Regions from separate parts of the Mus musculus genome. Here region 1 is linked to region 2. The links are chromatin loops, found by intact Hi-C in ENCODE. Cell type or tissue: heart. All regions are shown on one strand.

What was found. A loop is a pair of places that touch in the nucleus more often than their neighbours do. Peaks named below come from ENCODE experiments on the same cell type or tissue, not always from the same donor. Only the 100,000 strongest peaks of a DNase experiment are listed, where the experiment ranks them.
Region 1: it touches region 2 in a loop (2.3-fold over the local background); 1 of 42 quality-filtered maps calls a loop at or near these places.

Annotation. Positions count from the first base shown.
Region 1 is chr5:43,514,799-43,519,798 of GRCm38, reverse strand. It overlaps C1qtnf7 (C1q and tumor necrosis factor related protein 7), which reads right to left and starts at 4,230. Exons shown (of 3, transcript NM_001135172.1): 1 at 3,813-4,230. The coding sequence starts at 3,825. In heart, no CTCF peak of the experiment used is centred here; a DNase peak (open chromatin) is centred at 2,258; H3K4me3 peaks cover 809 bases; H3K27ac peaks cover 472 bases.
Region 2 is chr5:43,443,112-43,448,111 of GRCm38, reverse strand. No RefSeq gene overlaps it. Among named protein-coding and RNA genes, the nearest start is that of C1qtnf7, 70 kb to the left of the region's middle. In heart, a CTCF peak has its summit at 2,375; no DNase peak of the experiment used is centred here.

The DNA.
Region 1 (5,000 bases), 72 kb before region 2:
ATGTCTGCAAGAGCTTCCATCATTGATGTCTCACTGCCTAGCTCCTAGCAAGGTTTTCTCTCTGTTATCATCACATTGCTTTCTTATTTGCAAACATTTAATGGTTATTCCATGAAACAAAACACCACCAACAACAACAGCATCCAAACCTTGTGTTCTGGCATTCAAGATTCGCTGTGACTGCAATCTAGTGTCTGCAGCTCATCTTTCCCTGGTACTCCACTCTCTGAGGCTGTACTTCCATCTGTCAGGACTGCTCTCCTGCTACTCCTCAGTTCTCTCCTGGACTGTTAGTGTCCAATGCCCCACCCACAGGTCTTCACTATCTGGGGATTGTATTGTATGCTCTCTGATTTGTGGACTCTTTCCTGGCCAGGGACCCACGGCATCAGATGAAGTTCTGTTTGCAGACCTACCCCCCTTCCTTTAGCACTTAGACTCTGAAAGATTAGGAAGTTTTCTGAGTTCGTCTGGGTCTCAGTTTTCTTGTGTGTGGAATGAGTTTTCTTCTCCCCCCTGAGGGATATAAGTTACACCTGTTGTGTAGGATCAAGCATGATCGTCTGCATAAGCCAGACATTAAGGAACATGGCTGGCTCATCTGATTATTGGGATCTATTTTTATTGAAGTTTCATTTACTTGGAATCTCTTCTGCATTCAGGAGGTAGAGACTGAGGCTCCCAGTGGTCACTCACTGAAAGCATTTTTACTTTTCTGCCCCTTTTCCTTCTAAAAGTTGAAATTGGATATTATAAATCAATTTTCTTGGATGTGAGTTGGATCTCGGAGGGTGGGGTGCTCCTGAAGGGGGCAGCCTGTGAAGTGGCCGGTGAAAACTGGTACATTTCTATTAAGTCTTGGGAAGGCTCATGCAGTGTAAGGACACTTTTTCTCAGCTCATTAGCTTTCCAGCATGCGTTCATGCTTGCGTTTTTGAAGTTCGGAAAACATTAGATTGTAATGATCCCACTCGTGGTGAGTCAGAAAACATGCAGATCAGTTAAAATAGAAAGAGGTCCTGCAGGAAACCTAACTCGGAATTGCTGATCATAGCTGGCATTATCAAGCTGTCATGCCTAGACCCTCATGTGGACTCTCTGAGGCCATCCTCAGAATGACCTCAGAAGATGAATATTATTTATTATTCTCATCTAACAAGTGAAGACCCTGATATTCGAATCGGTCCAAGTTCATACACAGGGTGCAGGCTGGGAGTCGATGTCCAACATCTGTGGAGTTGAAACCAAATGCCCTACTTCACTGTGGTCCATAGCTTTCCACATTCCCAAAGTTGCCTGACCAGACAATACTCTGGACTAATACCCTGAAGATACTCTAGCTAACACCAATAAAACCTTCTGCCTTGGAACTCACTCTGAGAAACAGATTTACCATCCACATATTTCCCCATTGGAGAGCTGGGGTAACCTTTATACCTCTCTGACAGGGTGCACCATCCTTCTTTGACTTTCTCATGGAGAACGGCTCAGTCCCCAAAGTCTAGTTTGGAGGCTCCAAAGGCTGCTCTATATGAATCTATCTCTGACCCAAGTGGACTGCTGTACAAGATACTTCTTGGCGTTCTCCTATTGTTTACACTGCTGCTAATTTTAAGATTGCTTTTAAAGCACATTGCTAACGTGTCTGGCACACAGTGGGGCCTCTGGGAAGGCTTGTTGGAGAGCATGGAATTACTTTTCTAGTCCTTCGGCCATTGATTACTAAGCCTGTCTTGTCAAGTCTGGACTACTAACATGAGGCCGATTCTGTATCCCCACAAACGTGGCTAAGCCTGGTTCGTACCAAAGCAGGTCAGACAGGTAGCTGGTGTCCTCCTGGCAGTTTAGTAGTTAACCTTATCCCCACCTATACCCCAGTTCCTGCAAGAGGCTGTTTCTCTTTCCCAGATTCTGTAACGAAAACACAGATCACCTTGGGTTTCTCTCATCAAGACGCTTTTGGAGACAACCCTGACTAGCTGCTTCCACGGCATCATCCGTGTTTTATCCCAAAGCCCCTGTGGCTGAGGCTCGGATGAGTCAGCTGGCTTGGGGGGTTTTTGTTAGCAACCCTGATTGCCTTTGTTTTCATCTTCTAGGGTGCGCATTGGGGTGGGGGTGTGCTCGTTGGGCCCTGGGGTGGGGTCTGGCAAGTTTGGCTTCTAGAAATGCTGGCAGCCTCTGTGGGAGCCCGTGATGGGAAGTCACGTCATGCCATACTGCGCATTTTTAGGCCACACCCATCCCCAGGGTCCACTCAGGCGCCATGCAAGCGCTGGCCATCCAGCTCTCGAAGCTGCCGGCGATGAGGTCATGGGTGGGGTACTGGAGACCCCCTCCAGATAGGGTGGGGGCTTCCTCTACAGCCCAGGAGTGGACCCGAAGGACTGGGAGAGAGGCTGTGGCGACAGTTTTGCCTGTCTGAACCCCTGCTTCCTCGTAGTGGTCTGTAGGCTGGTGTGGGTAGAATAGAGGCAGAAACAGACAGCAGGAAAGAGATGGAAGGGAGGTGTCTATGAATTAGCTACTTACCCCACTAGTTACGGGTGGAGAGAGGGAGCTAACAAATGCTGTCCCTCGACTACTTTGCCAGGAGCTAATAGTCACCTTTTTGCTTTTTATACAGTGTTGCCTTTACTCTGACCTTAATCACCAAGACCCCAAGGCAAGGGAAGCCACAGCAATCTTCATTATGTAACTAGACTTTGATGCAGAAGGAAAAAATAACAAGACAGTAAAGTGCTTTCATAGCTGGAGACGGCGACTGTAGCAATACCTCCCGTCCTCTCCCAGACCTAACTGCCGTAATTGCCAATATTTCTAAACCAGCGGGCCTTGCAGACTGAGGTCACCTCCATGTCCCAACCATCACAGCTCAATCAAACCTACAGTTCTTAAACTTCTGCCGGCAAGCACATACATAAGAGTGCACACGGAGCAATGGATGCAGGGCTCAGCTAGAAATCTTAGCCTGCAAAATCCCTCTTCTGATCTCAGTGAGTGTCTGGCGACTTTTCTTTTTTGCACCTGGGATTCTGCCTTGAAAAAATAGGAACTCACTGACAACAGAGTTTCTTCCGGAAATAGAAAGCGGCACAGAATGTTCACATGCCCCTCCACCCCAGGGTGCTTCTCAGATGACCAACACATCGAAAAACACGAGAGCTATCTGAAGGCACAAGTCAGTCACTCTTCTGAGATAAGGACACCCTCGGCTGACTTTGACTTATGCAAAAATTGCCATGTTCAACTGTTTTGTTTTGTTTTGTTTTACCCTCCAGGGAGATAAAATTAATATTGTTAACATTTTCGTAGGTTCTTATAAGAAAGAGTCAAATGGTTTACTTAACTGTAAGGAAACATATTCCACAAAACAGTCAGTCACAGTAACCACGACTGAGAGACATTTTAGGATGTTACCACAATCTATGAGAAAGTTTTCCGAGTTCTAAGACTCTCAGCTCTGGAAGTCAAGTCTTGTAGAACAAATAAATACTGAGATTAGACCATACATTAGCCCACTGCCCACAGAACAGCTTATATTCAAAGACTGGAGTTTTCAGAGAGCCCTCTGACCTTTTCTAAGAGAAACAGCATTTCCATACATAGACGCTTACTACATCAAGCGGAACAGAAAGTAGGAGAGACACCGCTGTTGAGTCCATTCTCTGATTTATCATTTGTTGACATTCTATCCACACATCCCTCCATCTCCTTACAAGTAGCTGTCTGTGGTTCTTCCTGCAAATATTTTGATAAAGTCCAAACAGAAGGGGGAAAGAGAAAGGCTGTAGTGAAAAACAACAACTTACCTTTCCTGGGCATTGCTGGGTTCAGATGTCCTTCCCAAACATGAGACTTCCTTGCTTTGACACTCCCATGAATTTAGAAACCATTAAAAACTATTCAGAGCAGAAATATGGTTATTACCCAAGCTGCTCCACAACAATGCAGAGAAGTGTCTTGAAGAAAAATAAAGGATGTGTGCGGAGCGCGAGCTCATGCTGTCGTACGAAGTTCTGCAACCGTCTTTCTCAGTTTAAACAACCTCCCACTCCTTCTCCCAGGCACTTGCCAACTTCTATAATTTAAAGCAACTGCGATCCTTCCCATAATACTCACATTTCAAAGAGTTTACTATATACACTCGTTAGGAATGAGGAGGAGTGGGCAAGGTTCTTCTGCAAACCCCAGACGGAGGCAGATGTGAAGCAAGGGTCTCGGGTATCTGGAGGATTTCCCGTCTCTCTGCAGCCATCGCTGTTTGCACTGTGTGGAACGGAGTCCCTGAAGCCCTTTCAAGTAGTATCTAGAGACTGACGGGCATCATTTCCTGAAGCACTCAGGAAAGTTTATCTGGCAAGTTAGGAAAAGGGCTACACCGGTGGAATTGTGTCAGCAGGAATGTTTGTGATTTCACCTTAATTTATCACGATGTCTTCATGGAACAGGAAAGTACTTCAGATGATGTTATTTACATTAGTTTTGTTTAAGCATTAGTCCACATGTGTGCTATAAATCTAGGAAGGACACACACTTTGCAAATTATATCTATGTAATTGAGTAAACCTTCTGATATTTTAGCCTGTGATCAGAATACATTTTCTGGCATTTTAGTTGGTGATTGTATTTTTACATTTTATTATCCAGTTCTTCCCACTGTCAACACACACACACACACACACACACGTGTGTATTAAAATTATAGCAAACTTTTAAAGCATGGCTTAAATATTTATTTAAAAGTATTTTATGATATATATCAAAACAGGTCTTACTTAGTGCCTGCTTAGTAACCCAGGCTCAGTAAATAGTAACGGAGTGATGCTTATGTATAGCAATAAACAGTTTGTGTCAATTTTGATTTGCATACATACTCTCCCTTAAAATGATCAATATTTCATAATTGGTATAGGAATCAACATAGGGTAATGTATGACTTTGACAAACTTAATGACTACCTGTGCAATAAAACTTCCTCAATGAATAGAAAGCATCAG
Region 2 (5,000 bases):
ATGGATCCTGTTTAAACATCCACTTTATTAGCCTGTATCTTTTTATTGGGGAATTGAGACTACTGATGTTGAGAGATATTAATGACCAATGATTTTTAGTTCTTGTTATTTCGATATTGGTGGTGGTAGTGTGTGTGTGTGTGTGTGTGTGTGTGTGTGTGTGTGTGTGTGCATGTGCACATGTACTTGTGTATTTCTCTCTTTTGGATTTGTTGGTATGGAATAATCTATTCATGTTTTCTTGGGTATAGTTACCGTCCTTGTGTTAGAGTTTTCCTTATAGTTGCTAGTAGGGCAGGCTTAGAGAAAGGATATTGTTTAAATTTGGTTTTGTTATGGAACATCTTGTTTCTCCATTTATGGTGATCGAAAGTTTTGCTGGGTATAGAAATCTGGGCTGACATCTGTTATCCCTTAGAGACTATTAGACATCTTCTCGGGCCCTTCTGGCTTTTAAAGGCTCTGTTAAAATGTCTGGCATAATTCTTATAGATCTACCTTTATATGCTACTTGGCTTTTATCCTTTGTGGCTTCTAATATTCTTTCTTTGTTCTGTACATTTAGTGTTTTGATTATTATGTGGTGGAAAGATTTTCATTTGGGGCCCACTCTATTTGGTGTTCTATAAACTTCTTCTTTATAGGTATTTTGATAGTGTCCTAAATTTCCTGGATGTTTTATATTAGAAACATTTTAGCTTTAGAATTTTCTTTCACTGATGTATCAGTTTCTTCTATGGTATCTTCTATGCCTGAGATTTTCTCTACCATCTCTTGTATTCTGTTAGTGATGGATGGTTGTGTTTATAGATCCTGTTCTCTTTTGTAGGTTTCCATTTCCAAGGTTGCCTCAGATTGTGTTTTCTTTATTGACTCTATTTCCAGTTTCATGTCTTGAACAGTTTTACTCATTTCTTTCACCTGTTTGATTATATTTCCTTGTATTTCTTTATACTTATTCATTTCCTCTTTAAGGCCCTCTACCTTTTTAATTATATATTTTCTGTATTTTTTAAAAGGATGCATTCATTTCTTCTTTAGAGCCTCTATCATCTTCATAAGATTAGGTTTAAAGTCATTTTCTTGTAATTCAGGTGTGTTAGCTGTATTAGGATAGTTGGCTTCTGGTGGTGCCACATTGCCTTGACTTTTGTTGGTTATGTTTTTAGGCTGACCTTTAGCCATCTAGTTGTTCCTAGTGTTGGTAGGCCCATTAGTTCCTGATGGGAGTAGGCCTCTGGGGGTGTAGATAAAGCTGTTAGTCCCTGATGTCAGCAGGCCTCTGGATTACAGGTAGAGCTGGTTGTCCCTGTTGGAAGCCTGGTTCCTACAGGCTTCCAGGGATACAGGCAGTGCAGAAAGATCCTGATGACTTCAGACTGCTAGTTGTCCAGGGTCAAGGCAGGCCTGCAGAAATGTAGGTAGAGCTGGTGGTCCTGATGGTTTCAAACCTATATTTGTGCTGGGCAGAAGCAGGCCTTCCAGTATGTAGGTAGAGTAGTGGCCCCTGAAATGGAGTACAGAAGGGATAGGGCAGAGCTGGCTGCTGCTGGGCTTTCCCAGAGGAGGAATCAGACATGGGACTGGAGGAAGGGGATTTCATCTAATGGTTGCTGATGGCTGTGGGTATATGTGGTTGTGGTTAAAGGTATGAAACTAGAAGATGGAGCACAAAGAGGTCAGGGTAGACCACATAGCTGCTGGGCTTTCCCCAGACCCAAAAGACAAGAGTTTGGGCTGATCTGATCTTATTTTATTATTTTTCTTTCTTTCTTTCTATCTATCTATCTATCTATCTATCTATCTATCTATCTATCTATCTATCTACCTACCTACCTACCTATCTATCTATCTATCTATCTATCTATCTATCTATCTATCTATCTATCTGGCTGTTTTGTAATAAGAAAGAGCAAGAAAGGGAGTCAGTTTGAGTTGGTGGGAGATGAGGAGGATAGTTGGGTTGTGGGGGGCAAACCATAATCAGAATATATTGTATGGAAAAAAATCTGTTTTAAAAAGCCCATACTACATTTTGAGTTAACACTGTCTTTCTCTGCCTTGTACTTGTGGATCAAATGTAAGCTCTCAGCTACTGCTCCAATGTCATGGCTGCCTGCCTCCTGCTGTGCTCTTCATCATGATGGCCATAGACTCAACCTCTGAAGCTGTATGCTTGCATTAAGCACTTTCCTCTATACATTGCCTTGGTCATGTGATTAGCTACAGCAGTAGAAATGTAACTAAGACAAAAATAGATATTAGGCAGGAAAATGAGGAACTTGGGTCACTCAAGCATCTGATGGATCCTTTCAGAATTTCTAACCCATCTCCAGATGCCATCTAGTGCTGAATATGATGCAACCACCATGCACAGTTGTCATATTATATTTATTATTTAATGATGGCAATAAAAGCTGGTGTGTGAACAGCAAAAATACAATTTGTTTTCAATCTTTAACACACATAGAGGATAGCAGGTGTATAGAAAGGAAGGTGGACTGTAATTATTCAATGTCAGATTATCTTATTTTAAATCCTACCTTCTCTGCTCTTCAAAAATGCTTCCTTATGTTGATAACTTCATTTATCTGGACTAAAACACTTCCATAATCCACAAAATGTGCCATATTGATTTTTTATTGGCACCAGGAACTTATTAATAGCAACATCTCAAATCCTGTTCATGTGTAATTTATAATTTATGCTAATTTATAATCTTTTTCTTAATAAGGAAAATATACACTTTAATATTGTGAACTAAACTAATAATGAATTTCCAGAGCACTTATTTTTAATTGTTTTCTGCTAAATTTTATATAAGATTTTTGTTATTTACCATCAGGGGAATCTTTAATTCCTCAGAACACTAATCTCTAGAGAGAATTGCAGAGCAAACAGCTATAGGTTTTGTTGGACTGGAATGATCTGTGTTTATAGCTCAATCGTGACCAATTATTGGAAGCTCTGAGAAGACTGTTGAGACTAATAAAATGGGAATAATAACATTCCTCTAAGGAAGCTGTTCTGAGGAAGAATAATTGACATGGGCCAACCACACTCACCCAATTGCTTATACCCTAAGTTCTTATAGAAACATTTACTAAGCACCTCTGTGTGAGGCACTGTGCTAGGGTCTGGGGGAAAATAAATGATCATGTGATTCCACTGCAAATTAAGCTTGGAAATTCTGTAAGCGCCATGTTCTTTAAACAAATGGTTCTTATTTGTGATTCTGGGAAGAGGACACTAAATGGACAGCCACTCTGATTGATGAGCTGTTGGTAGGCTTGGAGTTGAATGCCATCTGCTTCCTGATTCTCAAGGTTGTTCTTATTCCGTTTCCAGGCATCCCCTGGGAGGCATGGAAGAGATGAAAAAGCACTACATCACAATGCAAGCTGCTATTCAATTTGTGTTCTGTGTTCCTTGAAGGAGAAGGCATAATCTAATAACTTTGAAGCAACTGCTTTTATTTTTTTCAGGATGGTGACAGAATGTGAGTGAACATTTAGCTTCTTCCACCCCAAACATGGATGGCTTGGCACGAAGAATTAACCTTGGTTTTTATGCTTTTAGCAAAGCATGGGACACTGCATACATGTTTGGTGAATAAAGGACTACATGCCACCATTACAATGTTTTCAGCTGGAGTGGAGAAGCCTGCCCTGGTAGTGATGAGAATAAGTTTACAGACACCTAACCACATAAAGGAGACTCTGATGGGTTCCCAGATGCTGGTCTTTAGATCCATGATGGTGTTGTGTCCTGACAAGGACTGAGCACAGTGGTAGTAATACATATGCTAAATGTCCTAGCTAACTATAACTATCTACTTGACACAACCTAGAGCAGAAGCTCTCAGCCTGTGGGTTGTGACCCCTGTGGGGGTGAAATGATTCTTTCACAGTCTCCTAAGACCATCAAAAAACATAGATATACATATTATTAGTTGTAATAGTAGAAAATTAGTTATGAAGTAGGAACAAAAATAATTTTATGGTTGGGAATCACTCAATATAAGGAACTGTATTATAGGATCACAGCATTAGGAAGGTTGAAAACCACTGATGTAGAATGGAGTTTCAATTGAGGGGATGCACACCTCAGATTAGCCTGTGGCCAGGTCTTTGGAAGACTGTCATGAATGTTAATTGATGTAGCAGAGCCTAGCTCACTGTGTCTGGCACCATTATCCCTGTTGATAGTTCTGGGCTGTACAGAAAGCTAGTGGAGCACGGGTCTGTTACTGAGCCAGTAAGCAGTGTTTCTCTGTTTTCTTCTCTCTTAAGTAGCTTTTTGATCTTAATTTTTGTCACCAAAATAGAATGAAACTAGAACATGGAAAATCTCTCCAACAGTGCATTGTATAAAGGCTCACCAAGTTCTTTGGCAAATCAACACGACAGGTATTCTACAGACTTTTCATTGAACTTATTACCCAGTATTCCTTTCTTGTGTCTTATTATATCCTAAGATTATCCTACATAGAACAAGCCTCTTATCTAAAAGGAAAGAAACACACAAATATCCAGAAGGGAAAGAGAATAGAATCAGAAACACTGGAAGATTAAGAAAGATGGCATACCATGATGGCCATCTATAAGCATTCAGGTGAGCTTTTTTTTTTTTTTTTTTTTTATGTCCATGACAAGGGGATCGATTTGCATGCAGATTTCAATACACAGTAGTAGTCAAGATAAAAGGGAGGAAGAGCAGCCATGGAAGTTTTGAACCAGGAACCTGAGTGTGGGTCTGCAAGACATGACCCCTGAGAAGGTACTGGCTTGAAGGAGGCAAGTGTTCAACAGGTGTTCATTGGGGAAGGTAGTGTGGGGATCCTGATAGATGACAATGACACTTATGACTGGTCACATCTGCACCCAAAGGCCAGTGTTGGCTGTAACTAGTCAGGAGGTATTGGAAGTACTTATGAATGCTGCTTCAGCTCACTTGTCTCATCTATTAATCAGTGACAGACATCTAAGCACCAAGGTCAC